2 separate regions of the Homo sapiens genome follow, and region 1 is linked to region 2. The links are chromatin contacts, found by Hi-C or POLR2A ChIA-PET in ENCODE. All regions are on one chromosome and are shown on one strand. The core of a region is the stretch at or near the end of the contact, and the rest is flanking DNA. Distances in the headings are between cores, read along the strand shown. Region 1 holds the start of PTMA (prothymosin alpha). Region 2 overlaps DIS3L2 (DIS3 like 3'-5' exoribonuclease 2).

The links. A loop is a pair of places that touch in the nucleus more often than their neighbours do. ChIA-PET counts read pairs that join two places held with the same protein, here RNA polymerase II (POLR2A). Pooled maps may share reads with other maps.
Region 1: a loop to region 2 is called in a map of naive thymus-derived CD4-positive, alpha-beta T cell, with 7 times the contacts of the local background. The contact joins the promoter of PTMA here to the enhancer-like site in region 2. A Hi-C loop is called at or near these places in 1 of 168 maps with a recorded cell type or tissue (naive thymus-derived CD4-positive, alpha-beta T cell) and 7 of 50 pooled maps. POLR2A ChIA-PET finds 5 or more read pairs at or near these places in 3 of 52 experiments (CD4-positive, alpha-beta T cell, HEK293 and activated naive CD4-positive, alpha-beta T cell).

What each region holds. Positions count from the first base shown.
Region 1 is chr2:231,704,048-231,710,677 of GRCh38, reverse strand. PTMA (prothymosin alpha) reads right to left here and starts at 2,153. Exons shown (of 5, transcript NM_002823.5): 1 at 1,927-2,153. The coding sequence starts at 1,971. RefSeq lists enhancers at 829-1,466, 2,045-2,104, 1,467-2,105, 2,106-2,743, 3,383-4,021 and 1 more and silencers at 5-414, 905-1,214, 1,645-1,824, 2,345-2,744.
Region 2 is chr2:232,312,419-232,318,792 of GRCh38, reverse strand. All of the region lies in intron 14 of DIS3L2 (DIS3 like 3'-5' exoribonuclease 2), which reads right to left. Among named protein-coding and RNA genes, the nearest start is that of ALPP, 63 kb to the left of the region's middle. RefSeq lists an enhancer at 3,255-3,424. Within about 2 kb of position 3,217, at least 22 of the 41 ENCODE cell types and tissues checked have a DNase peak (open chromatin) inside an H3K27ac peak, as active enhancers do; they include CD4-positive, alpha-beta T cell, where a contact is called at or near this core.

The sequences.
Region 1 (6,630 bases), core at 904-3,403, 610 kb after region 2:
CCTCGGGGGTGGGACTCCGCCCGGGATCCAAAAGGCAGCGCGGCCCCGGGCGCCCGGTAACTTTTTCCACACGACACGGCCACCAATACCAACAGAGGTCCGGCGTCCGGGCCTGCGGGAACCCCTCGGCCGCTGTCCGGCGAGCGGCTCCGGGCCACCTGTCGGCCCTCTCAGTCCGGCCCGCCCCGCTCCGCTCCGCGGACCCCGGCTCCGCCCGCTCTCGCCCCCTGGCGGCCGAAGCCCCGGGGAGCAGTGGGGGCAGGGAGGTCGCGGCGCGCAGGCGCGCATCCCCCGCCCGGCGGGCTTTGCGCGCGGGCCTCGGCACGCACCGCGCGCAGGGAGCACGTGGCCCGGGGCCGCCGAGTGCGTCCCTTGCCTTGGAGACTCCCGGCCGGCAGGCAGAGCTTGCAGTGGCACGCGCGCGGGTCGCGCGTCGGTCGGCCGGGCTCTCGACTCGACGCCCCACTGCCGCCACCCCGGCAGGCCCGAATGTCTGCATTCGGCGGGCCAAGTCCCACGGGAGGTCGCCCCAAAGTCCACCGGGCTGCGTAGGTCCGAGACTGTCGGGGATGCGCCTCTCGGGCTACTACTCATCGCCCTCGCGGGAAGTCACCTTTTGGTGCTTCGGAGAAAATCGAACAGCCAGGCCCCGCACTGGGGACGGTGTTCTCACCCCACAAACTCATTCCCGGACTGAGTCCAGAAGGGGTCACTGAGAGCCCCTGTGGAGATCCGGGCCCCGAGCTCCGCTCTGCCAAGAAGTCGCCCCTGGGAGAGTCAGAGATGACGCCAGGGACACAAGGGTTAAGGAGACGCCAAGGTGACTCGCGCCAATCCCTGCAGGGGCACGACGGGCGCGGACGAGGGCCGAAATATTAAGAAAGAGCCAGTCAGTCTGAGAGCGCCCCGCTCCCGCCAAGGGCGGAGACGCTACCCAGGGCGGGCAGTGGGACCGAGGCGGCGCCGACAACAGGAGCGGAGCCGCACCAGCCGCGCAGGACCTCATAGCCGAGGGCAGTGAACCCGCCACGGGGCCCGGGCGCCCCCCCAGTTCGACCCTACCATTGGCCTGTCGCGGCCGCCGTGTTGGCCCGCGTCGCCCCGAGCTGCGGCGCACACGGTGCTCCCGGGCAGCCGCGGGGGGCGCCCATCGTCGCCCCAGCGCCGCGCTTCACTTTCTCTTTCCTCCCTGCGGCGCGTGGGCTCTCGCCTCCTCAGCCAAGCCCGGCACCGCGGGTGCATGACTGAAGCTGGGCGGCCGCTCCCGGCGCACTCACCTCGAAGGGCGCCCACCCCCGCCTCCCAGAGCGCCCAAAGCGGATAAGCCCGTCACACCTCCGCCGGGACGGCCGACGTCGCGGCCAGCCAGCCCGTCGCCCCATCCGCCTTATCGGGACTTAGTCTAGACAAACCACCTCAGGTCCGCTGCAGGGCGCGAAACCGCCGGCCTGGCGCCGAACAAAGAGCAGCGCGGCCGGCGGGCGCTCGCCGCCACTTCCCGCGGCCGGCCCGCGCCCCAACACGCGCCCCCCAGCACTTCCGATTCCCAACGCGCTTGAGTTTCAAAGTTATTTCCGTGCGCCCGGCGGGCCGACGACCCCCAGCCAGGCTCTTCTCCTCCCGCCGCCACTCATACCGGCCACAGACGAGTTTCGAGGGCCGTGAGCCGGCCTCCGCGCCTAGCCCTCGGCCCCCGAGGGCGCCCGGCCCACTCCCCGACGGGCATCACGTCTGCCCGCGGCGGTTCCCGCCCCCTCCCCCGCACCACACAAAGAGTGGGCTGCCTGAGGGCACCGCGCCGGGGGCGGGCCGTTTCCCCGCGAGAGGGAGCAACAGCGGGCTTGAGACAGTCCAGCTGCTGCGCGCCAAACACCGCCCGAGCGGCGGCGCGCGGACCCCGAGGGGGCGGGCGGCGTCCAGCCTCACCTTGGTGGTGATTTCGGAGCTGGTGTCTACGGCTGCGTCTGACATGGTGGGGCACGCCGGTGATCCGATGCAGGGGATTAAAAAGAAAGCGAGAGTTCAGGGACTCTGGCGATAAAGCTGCCGGAGTCCGCGGCGGCGGAGGAGGCGCGCGGCGGAGGCGGCTGCGGCGAGCAAGGAGGCGGATGAGGAACAATGCAAAGATGGCTTTTCAGAGCAGCCAGTGGGGGACTCACGCGGCGCCAGAAGCTTTAATATAGATTAGTGGGCGGCGCTCGGCTTCCCATGCCCGGCCGCTATTGGCTGAGCGCAGGGAGCGGGCGCTCGCTCATTGGCTCGATTCCGAACAATGGACAAGCGTGCTTAAAGCGGCAGTGCCCCGGCGCGTCCCGCGCTGCGCAGTCGCCGATCGCACTGTCATTCAAGGCCGGAGTTTGCCGGGTCTCAGCAGGGCCGAGGGCGCGGGGGAGGGGTGCGCGAGCGCGTTCCGGACGCGCGCTCCCGCAGCTGTTTTGCTGGGGCTGCTGACGCAGAAAGCCAAAGCGCGGCAAAGCTGCCCGCCCAACCCCCTTCCCTCCCTCTCCCGCCCTCCCCGCGGCTGCTCGGAAGGAGGGGGAGGGAAGAGGGGGCGGCGGGCACACGACGGCTGCCAGCGCGGGGGAGGGGAAGGCGGGGTGCTGGGCCGCGCTCGCCCCGGGCGGTGCCCAGCGCAGTGCCCGCGGAGGTGCCCGCCCCCCGCGCCTGGGCGCCTTGGACCAAGGATTGTCCCAGTGCAAGTGGACGGCAGCCCCACGACGAGCAACGAGGTCACGAGGCCGAGACCCGGGCACCTGGGCCGCCCCGTCCCTCTGCCATGCCCTCGCGCCCTCCCAGGGCAGGGCACCCCTAGTCCTGTGGGCAGGCGACCTCGATTGCCCACCATCAGGTCCGGCGTCCGTCGGCCAAGTCAGTCGACAAGCGGGCACCGTCCCAAGCACACACGGATTCATGTATCAAGCGGACTCGATGCGCGATGCCGGCTCCAGCCCTCGAGTGGGACAGCCCGCGGGCCCCGCACGGCATAGCGGTCCCCTCATTCTAGGTTTCTAGTTAGGGTCTGTCCCGAGCGGTCACTGCCGTCGCGACAGCCTCAGGGCAGCCTCCTCCAGGGGCCTGCCGGGCCATCGAGTCTACCCTTCTCCCACCCCACTGCTGGACTGCGATGGGCACATGAACATTACAGAGTTCCTCGGGAAAAATCATCGTCTCTGGAGCCAGTTGGGCTAATCTTTGGGGACTACCTGAAATTTGGGGGACCATTTAGAGAACCATGCGGAGCCCCGAGAAAGGGGAGCATCAAAACGCCACACTCAAGATGGCGCCGGGCTCGGCAAGCGTGGCGTGACGTAGCGATCTAGCTCACGTGGGCGATCCGAGAACAACAGGCTACGCTGGCCTTATCGCCACCGCACTTAGCTGTCGAACTAAGAAATCGGTTGTGTGGGAAAAAGGACCAGAATAGGTGGAAAGATAGTCCAGAAATTTACCTGTGCCACACACAAGATGGCGAGACGTAGGGTTCGTCCCTGTGCTGCCAAAAGGGGGCGCCCGACACGGAAGGCGGGACTCCGGAGACACGAGCGCACATTGGCCGAGAGTGGCGGGCGAACACAAAGTTGACGCTTTGCGTCCTTCCATTGGCAGTTTCTTCCGTCTGTCTCTCGGTTGCAGCCGAGCTGGGAATGGGGAAAACCCGGAGTGTGGGATCGTGGAGGGCGGACGATGCCAAGTCCAGCAGAGCTTGCGCTCGGGGCTAGAAGAGAGACTGAGTCTCCCTTCTCAGTTTCATTAGGTAATGGGCGACATGGCTCCGTCTCCACAGCGGGGCTTTGCTGAGCTTAGCACGCAGTCTCCCGGCGGGGAGGAGGCGCGCAGTGCCGGGCGCCACTCCGTCTCCAGTACGCGTTAGGCCCGCGTTCCCAGGTGCCCGTCTGGCCGCTGGACTGTTGGCCTTTCCGGAGCGAGTTTTACTTTAGGAAGAAGCCCGGGATCCCGGTAGTTTAGCCTGAAGAAACGTGGGGCAGATGCTGGGCAGGGCGGGGATACCGCGCCAACACCCGCTGCCCAGCGGTCGCCCTCCTATGCAGCGGCGAAGGGACGCCCGCTGTGTCTCCGCCCTGCCCCCAGGCGCCCCAGTGGCTGGAGGTGGCATTCTCCACTGGACGGGCGCGCCTCAATCCGGGGGACTTCCACAGTGCTGTTCCCGAGGACTACGCGTCTCAACTCTTTGTCGGGTTCCCTCCCTCCCACTGCCAGTCTGTCTTCACCGCCGCGCAGACCTGGGGCCGCCCTTCACAGAGGAAGGGCTCCTTGACCTCAGCCACCGTGACCCCCTCCTTTGTGTCACATTCTCAGAGAGTTGGAGGGATTATGCGTCATCGTAAACAGGGGGACAGAGCGCCTTCCACCTGCGGCGCATCCATTAAGTTCCAGTTACCCTCGAGAGGATTGTTTTTTCCACGAAACCCAGATGCAATGAGAGCCTGGCTTGTACCATCTCTAAGCATCGAGGCTTCCCCCTCGTCTGGGTGGTGGCCTTCGGGCAGTGGCTCCGGAAAGGCCATCAAGGCTTCCCCGTCGTCTGGATGGTGGCCTTCGGGCAGTGGACTGTGTCCATAGCTGAAAACCAGACTTGACAGTTCTGGATTCAGGCTGTTGTGGGAGCGGGAAGGTCAAACACCCAGAAGGAACTGATGAATGTGAATTTCCCTCTAAGAACTGCTTTGCCTGGCCGGGCGCGGTGGCTCACGCTTGTAATTCCAGCACTTTGGGAGGCTGAGGTGGGTGGATGCCGAGGTGAGTGGATCACGAGGTCAGGAGTTCGAGACCAGCCTGACCAACATAGTGAAACCCCCGTCTCTACTAAAAATACAAAAATTAGCCGGGCCTGGTGGCGTGCGCCTGTAATCCCAGCTACTCGGGAGGCTGAGACAGGAGAATCGCTTGAATCCGGGAGGCAGAGGTTGCAGGAGCTGAGATCACGCCATTGCACTCCAGCCTGGGCAACAGAGTGAGACTCCATCTCAAAAAAAAAAACAAAAAAAGAACTGTTTTCTGACGTTATTCCCATGCAGGTGCCTTTGCTAGAAGTGGGTGAGGAAGGCTCATGCCCATCTGGTTCCAGAACCACCACTTAAATTTCCCAAACACTCACTGAATGCCCGCTGTGTACATGGCAGTGAGCCTTTGACTCATGCTTCATTTTCATGTACAAGGTGGGTAGGACAGTTATGGAGTTGAACCATATGAAACTGATGTCTATGTAGGTGAAAACGAACTGAAAATCAACACATTTACAGGTTCAACTTCTGATATAACCCTCCTTTTAACAAATCAAAAAAGCAAACCTAGAGATTATAGCAAGGGACTTGGAGTTACCCACTGGATCAATGATGGAGCCGAGGCTAAGTCCTAAAACAGAGGAATCTGCATTTTTAGATGAGCCCTGGGGCAGAAGTTGCCCCCATGGACCTCCCTCTCATCCCAGGAGTGTGGTATCTGACAGCTCATAGTGGGGGAGTTATTTAGGCTATGAAGAACCGTGTTCCTTCAGCAACAGGTAGCTCCCTACCTCTTTTGCTGTTTCTTTTTTTTTTTTTTTTTTTTGAGACAGAGTCTCACTCTGTTCAGCCCAGGCTGGAGTGCAGTGGCGTGATCTCAGCTCACCACAACCTCCGCCTCCCGGGTTCAAGGGATTCTTCTGCCTCAGCCTCCCGAGTAGCTGGGACTACAGGCGTGCACCACCATGCCTGGCCAATTTTTGTATTTTTAGTACAGATGGGGTTTACTATTTTTGTATTTTTAGTACAGACGGGGTTTCACCATATTGTCCAGGCTGGTCTCAAACTCCTGACCTCATGATCCGCCCACCTCGGCCTCCCAAAGTGCTGGGATGACAGGCGTGAGCCACCGTGCCAGGCTTTTTTTTTTTTGAGACGAAGTTTCACTCTGTTGCCCAGGCTGGGGTGCATTGGCATGATCTTGGCTCACTGCAACCTCCGCCTCGTGGGTTCAAGTGATTCTCCTGCCTCCCTCAGCCTCCTGAGAAGCCAGGATTACAGGTACCTGCTACCATGCCCAGCTAATTTTTGTATTTTTAGTAGAGACGGGGTTTCACCATGTTGGCCAGGGTGGTCTCAAACTCCTGACCTCAAGTGATCCGCCCGCCTCAGCCTCCCAAAGTGCTGGGATTACAGGCATGAGCCACCACACCGGCCCTCTTTTGCTGTTTCTGAACAGACTATTCTTCCTGTCCTCTGTCACTTCCACTCATTGATACATCTCATGCCCTTTGTTATTACAGAGGAAGTCAGGCACTTTGGTGACCTTGCCCTTCAAACCCCCCAAGACAAGCTGGTGTGCCCTGGTAAGCCTGCTTTCCTGACCCCAGCCTGAGATACAGTGGGCTTCGGCTAGAGCTGCTGTGAGCAAGGGACCCAATATGTCCTCCAGGCATGTTTTGTTTTGTTTTGAGATGGGGTCTTGCTATGTTGCCCAAGCTGAACTCCAACTCCTGAGCTCAAGCTATCCTCGCACCTCAGCCTCCTGAGTAGCTGGGACAACAGATGCTTGCTACTGTGCCTGGCTTGTTTTGGGGGAATTTTCACAGGGACACCTCTGGGTGGTCTACACACTGTCCACATGGCCCACAGGCCTCTCCCCGCCCAG
Region 2 (6,374 bases), core at 1,968-4,467:
CTGCTCAGTTCTCCAGGGCTTGGCCAGGCCTCTTCCCTCTGGTTCTTGTCCCATGACTCTGTCCTGTCACCTTCTCACTTGCCTCCCCTGGGGTGGGTTGGGGCCTACAGGGTCCCACACTGACACTCCAGCCGGGAGAAGCAGAGGGCAACAGCACCCAGCACCCTGCCGCGCTGGCCTTCCCATGCGGGGTGCTCACAACACTGAGAGCCACTCCCTGCATCCTTTGTTCACCTCCCCCCTGGCCTTTGTCACCCCCTTGCAAATGCTGTCTTACATACCTGTCTTCCTCGATGGGCTGTGGGCTTCAAGGGAAGGAACTGGGCCCTTCTCTTGTGCTCAGTGCAGTACCTGGCACTAATAGGCGTCCAATAATGTTTGCTGGACAAGCAAACGAATGATGTTTACAACTGGGCCAGAGAACACTTGGCGAAACTGGTCCTCCAACCCACGAGGGTGTGGGCAGACTTCTCAGCGCCCTTCCATGAACTCTGAGGACTTTCCTAGGGGTCGTTTTCTAAGTTTGATGGTGGGAAAGGGCCCATGTGGCACAGAACACAATTCTGAATATAAGGGCTTCCTGAAGATTCTTGCAAGTTACCCTTGTTTGAGCCCAGCTTCCTGGGCACCCCGACCACTACTGGCCTCTGGCCTCTGGCCTCTGTGGAGGCCTGGCCTTGCAGGAGTGGGTTCTCCATTGTGGATCGGCAGCTTCACTTTATAACAGAGCCCAGAGGGCAGCAGCAACTTGCCAGTATTCTTGTATTGCTAAAGTCAGGGGGGAAAGGTAGGGCACTGTCAACCACACACAACCTGGGTAACCTTAGGCAGACTACTTAACCTCTCTAACTTCTTCTACCTACCTCGCAGGGTTATTCTAGTGAGGATTAAATGAGATAAACTTTGTTATCTTATTTAACATTATAAGCTCTGACCTATTGTTAACTATTCCATAAATATTAGTGTTATTATGAAAACCTTCTGCACTGAATTAAGGAGACAATTAATTCAGTGACAATTCAGAGACAATTAGAGGTGTAATTAAAAAATAGAAGAGGCTAGGAGTGGTGGCTCACACCTGTAATCCCAGCACTTTGGGAGGCTGAGGTGAGCAGATCCCTTGAGGCCAGGAATTCGAGACCAGGCTGGCCAACATAGTGAAACCCCATCTCTACTAAAAATACAAAAATTAGCCAGGCGTGGTGGAGGGCACCTGTAATCCCAGCTACCCGGGAGGCTGAGGCACATGAATCGCTTGAACCCGGCAAGCAGAGGTTACAGTGAGCAGAGATCGGGCCACTGTACTCCAGCCTGGGCAACAGAGTGAGACTCTGCCTACCTTCTACCTCCCCACCCCGCCAAAATAGAAGAATGTTAGGAACACAGAACATGAGAGGAAAAAAGAGCAAATACTGCATACTCCCAGGAGACATTTGTCCAGCATCTGCTGAACACCTCTGTGTTCCCAACACTGTGCAGGGGCTGGGATGAAGTGACTGTCCTTGCTCTTGGGCACAGGGAATCAGATCAACACACACTCACTCCCCTACCTCCCAACCCCTGTCCAAATCTTATTAGCATAAAAAGTGGCTTGTTTCCGCAGCACTTACTGCCTGGGCGAGGAAAGCCTTTCACACACATTCTCCACACTCTACCCACAAATGTGTTTCCCTTCCATTGCAAGGACTGTCCATGGGTCATGAAGCCAAGGGTAATAACCTGCCTCCCAGGGCACACAGCGAGGTACTGGTGGTTCTGAGGCTAATGCTGCCTTAAGGATGTGAGAGTTAAGCTCGATGACACTAACAGCTGGGAAATTCACCAGGAAAAAAGCCCAAAGGAATGAAAAGTTCCTTCCTCTTCAGGAACGGTACAATGAAAAATCACAACAATGGTTTCCTAGAAGATTTATGACACAAAAGATAGCGACCAGCTAACTGATCTTTTATCTACACCAAAGACTTAATGACAGGAAACAGATTTAGATTAAACTGGAGGGCTGTTAAACTAAAGAAGAACAATTCAATAATAAGCACAATATCTTGCTTACCTAAAACTTAATCACATTTGATCTTATGTCTTTGAAACATGAAGCAGAACCAGGAAATAGGCAGAAGCAGGGCCTGTGGGCAGCCAGCGCAGAGGTGGGGCCGGGAACCCAAGTGTGCCTCCTGGGAAGTCCTTCCTTCCCACCTCACTCAGAGCCTTTCCTCCCATTGAACAGAATCCTAACAGCTTGCCTCGGCTTCCTCACAGATTCCACGCTCCCCACAAAGCCTCATGCTTGGAGTGGCTGGAGAGGGTGCTACAGGTTCTCCGGACAGCCACGGAGAAGTGACAACTGGCCCTGACTGTAAAGGCAGAGACAAAGACAGGGCAGGGCCCCAGCAAAATCAGTGAAAATACACAGCATTGTGTGGACATCTAGTGTGGAGGCGAATGACACTGTGGAGTACAGGGGACCCCATTAAAGAACAGGACATAATCGTAAGGAACAAGGTTTTGGCGCCTGGAAGAATAAATCCTCTCTGTAGAATGACTCCTTCCTTCTTATTCTAGGTAGCACAAACATTAACAGATTTATAGAACAACAAAGGCTGTGCTGGAAGCTGATGAGCCGCTGCCCAGGAGGCTACTGTGAAGCCGCAGTGGCATGCCAGGGCTCGCGAACACACAGACACACCAATGCCAGGGCACTCAGGGAAGGGAGCTGCTGAGAGCGGGGTCCCCGACCCCAGGTGATGAGCCATGTCCTCTGCCATCTCTGCTACCCATTCATCACAGTCTACTCTCCAGTTTGGCACCTACCCCCTACTGGTAACCCGGGCTTGGAGGGTGGACCCTGGGTCTCACCTAGCTTTGGGGTAGGTGTGGGGTCACATGGGGTTGGCTTGGGGGTAGCCCAAAGTCAGTGGAATGATCTATGTTGTTCATCTCAGCCAGGCCTTGCTGTGTTGGGCTTTCAGAGCAGCTGCGGAAGTTGGCCACTTCCTCTTGCTTAATTCAGTGGGCATGAGCTGGGCGCTTGCTCTGAGTCACTCTACGAAATCTTTTCGCAGCTGTGTTCCGGCCATCAGAGAAGCATCCGCAGAACAGACAGCAAACATGTTCTTCTTCAATACGTGAAGCAGCCACTAGGCGATTTATAGCCATTGATAGCCTGTGCCTGTCATCAAGCACAGCAATTCCTTCAGGCTCTAGAGGCTTCCTGCCCAACCACCAAGAAAAAGCCACAAAGCCTCAGAGAGCTGGGAGTGGCAGTGAAGACAGATCAGAAACACTACCCCACAGATAGCACAGCCAAAAGCTAAGAGAGCCAAGCACATCTGGTTACCTGCCAGGCAGCCACAGAAGATGACAACCATGGGCACCTTTCTTCAGGCTCAAACCCAACATGCAGTCCTATGACCTGTTTCTTTTATGGGCTAACCTCCTTGAGAGTATATCTCAGACCTCTGTGGCCTGAGCCTGGGCTCTGGGCTTTCAGTACCGGAGTGAGGGTTTTTACAGCAGAGACATTTGCTACTTTAAGTACCTGAATATGCCCTGGGTCTGGGCCAGCACACCGGTATGGGGGTGGGGAGGGCTGGAGGCGCTCACCCCACTTGCCAGGAATTGAGTGTCCCTGTTCATCAAACAGGGACCTGGCCTGAATATCACAGTCTCTTCTAGAACTCCTTGAAGTCTTGGGAAGGGGCAAGCCTCCTTGGGTTTAAAGACCGCCTGGCAGTACTATCTGCTTAAAAAGCTTAGCATGAGGGACCAGAGAGCTGGCTTCCCCCTGGGGATGCAAACCTGTGGTTGGAGAAATACCCAGAGAGGCAGAGAGAGAAACGAGTCATTCCAGGACCTTCTGAGAAAGGTATGGATGTGGCAGGTACAGATATACGGAAAACAAAAATGGTCATTCTCACCGACCCTCTGTCACTGGTAAGAACACATCTTCATGTGCTATAAAGTAACTGGGAAAGAAAATCAAAGAGCTCCGAGTCATGCTGGATTGCTGCAGCGCCAGGAGGCTCCCCAGAATGGAGGGAGCTGCAGTCCATCGCAAAAACATGAAGAAAGCAAATGGCAACGTGACAGACAGGAAATCTTATTCAAGAAAGGGAAAGTGTTAGCTGCTTAATGTAACTCTATGTTAAATCGACAATGAAAACATTTACTCTTTAAGGTCTTTAAGAGTTTTGAAATATCTAGTTTTGAGAGTTCCTGGTGTTCTAGAATTTTCTGTCTCATAGGGAAATCTCTTGGGGCATCCATGGGTATTTGGGCTGCAAAAGGTGGAGTGTGAGAATAGTGAGGGGCATTCTCGGGCTAGGGAGCTCCCTTCAGCCCCAGGGCCCTGAGGCCTCCGGGGCCTGCTCGGTTTGGGTCTCGACCCTCTCTGTCCTCTTCATTCCTCCAAGTCTCAGCGAAAGGGATTCTGTGAACCCATGTAGGATGCATAACCCTCAAAATGGGACAGCTGAGACTCTACAGGGCTTAAAAATATAGGATCTACCTTGCAACCTGAGCAGCCCGCCCAGGAGGAAAGCCTTCAATCCTACCTCCCAGCACCAGACAACAGGCGACAGAATGACAGCACAGGCTGGAGAATGCCCTATACTGGGCCCAGTGGGTGCTGGGCCGGTGCTGAGGAGGGCTGCAGCCCTTTAGGGCCACAGGCAGGCCCAGAGGGCTCCTTTCCATGGCAATGGAAATCAGGGAAAGGTGGGATGGGGCAGGTGATAGTGTCATATGGTTTGGCTCTGTGTCCCCACCCAAATCTCATCTTGTAGCTCCCATAATTCCTATGTGTTGTGGGAGGGACGTGGTGGGAGATAACTGAATCACGGGGGCAGGTCTTTCTCATGCTGTTCTCATGATAGTGAATGGGTCTCACAAGATCTGATGGTTTTAAAAATGGGAGTTTCTCTGCACATGCCCTCTCTTGGCCTGCTGCCATCCTTGTAAGATGTGACTTGCTCCTCCTTGCCTTCTGCCATGATTGTGAGGACTCCCCAGCCAGGTGGAACTGTAAGTCCAACAAACCTCTTTCTTTTGTAAACTGCCCAGTCTCAGGTATGTCTTTATCAGTAGCATGAAAATGGACTAAAACACAGGGATATAAAGAGATTTGGGGTAGGAGGTTACTGGGGAAAGGAAAAGATGCTGCATATACCTGTGAGGCAATAATAGTTTAGCAACTTTTCTCTCGGTCATCTATGACAAAAGTGGTATTTTTACGACCTCGTGGGTTCACGTTCAATATTCTACCAAGGAATCAGGGAGCAGTAAAGAGAGCATGGGTTTTGAAGTCAGACAGATCTGTTTGAATCCTTGTTCAAATGTACAGCCATGAGATCCTTCTGTAAAATGGCCAAGGCAAAACCTCCTCACAAGGTTAAAATGAGGAGTAGCAGTCTTGTGATAAACATTAGTTCCTTTTCATTTAAATAAAAAATCAGATATCATTTTCCTAGCTCCTAGCTCATAAATCACCACTTAAAACTTAAAAAAAAGTTCCCAAATTGAAAACTCATCTTGGGGAAAAATAAAGTGTATACTAAAGAGAACACCAGTAAAAATTTTCATTTTCATAATCTAAGAGTGAGTTTGTGGTAAAAACTCTTCTGTTTGAGATCAGGAACAAGACATAAATGCCTATTATTATTATGTCCAGAAATACTGTACAGTGCAATAAGGCAAGAAAAATAAATACATGGCATGAGAATTGGAAAGGAAAAAGTAAAACTGTCATTATTTGCAGATGACATGATGAGGTACACTGGAAATAAAAAAGCATCTACACTGAACTGAAATATTGTTATGAAAAAAAATCTACAAATTATTTGAACCTAATAAATAAATTCAGGAAAGTAATTGATAACAAGGTCAACAAAAATAAACCATGTTTCCTTGTATTAGCAACAAAGAGAAAATTAAATTTACAAATACCATTTAAAATAGTACCACAAATCAAATACCTAGGAGTAAATCCAATGAAACATGAGCAAGATCTCTAACAGAAAATTATATTGAGAAAAATTAAAGAAGCTCTAAATAGAGGGAGGTACCATGTTTGTGAAGACTCATTATCATAAAAGTGTTGATTTTTCCCAAATTGACATATGGATTCAAAGCAATCTCAATATAAATCCTAGCAAGTTTGTGTGCATGTATGTGGCAACTGACAATCTGATTCTAAAATCTATATGGAAATGGAATGGGCCAAGAATAGCATAGGTGCTCTTTATAGAAAAAGTCCAAGTTGGAAAGTGTAGCTCTACTGGCTATCAAGATTTTTATACAAACATGAAGGTAGTGTGGTACTGGTACAAGAATAGATATATAAACCAGTGACACAGAATGGAGAGCAGAAACAGATCTGT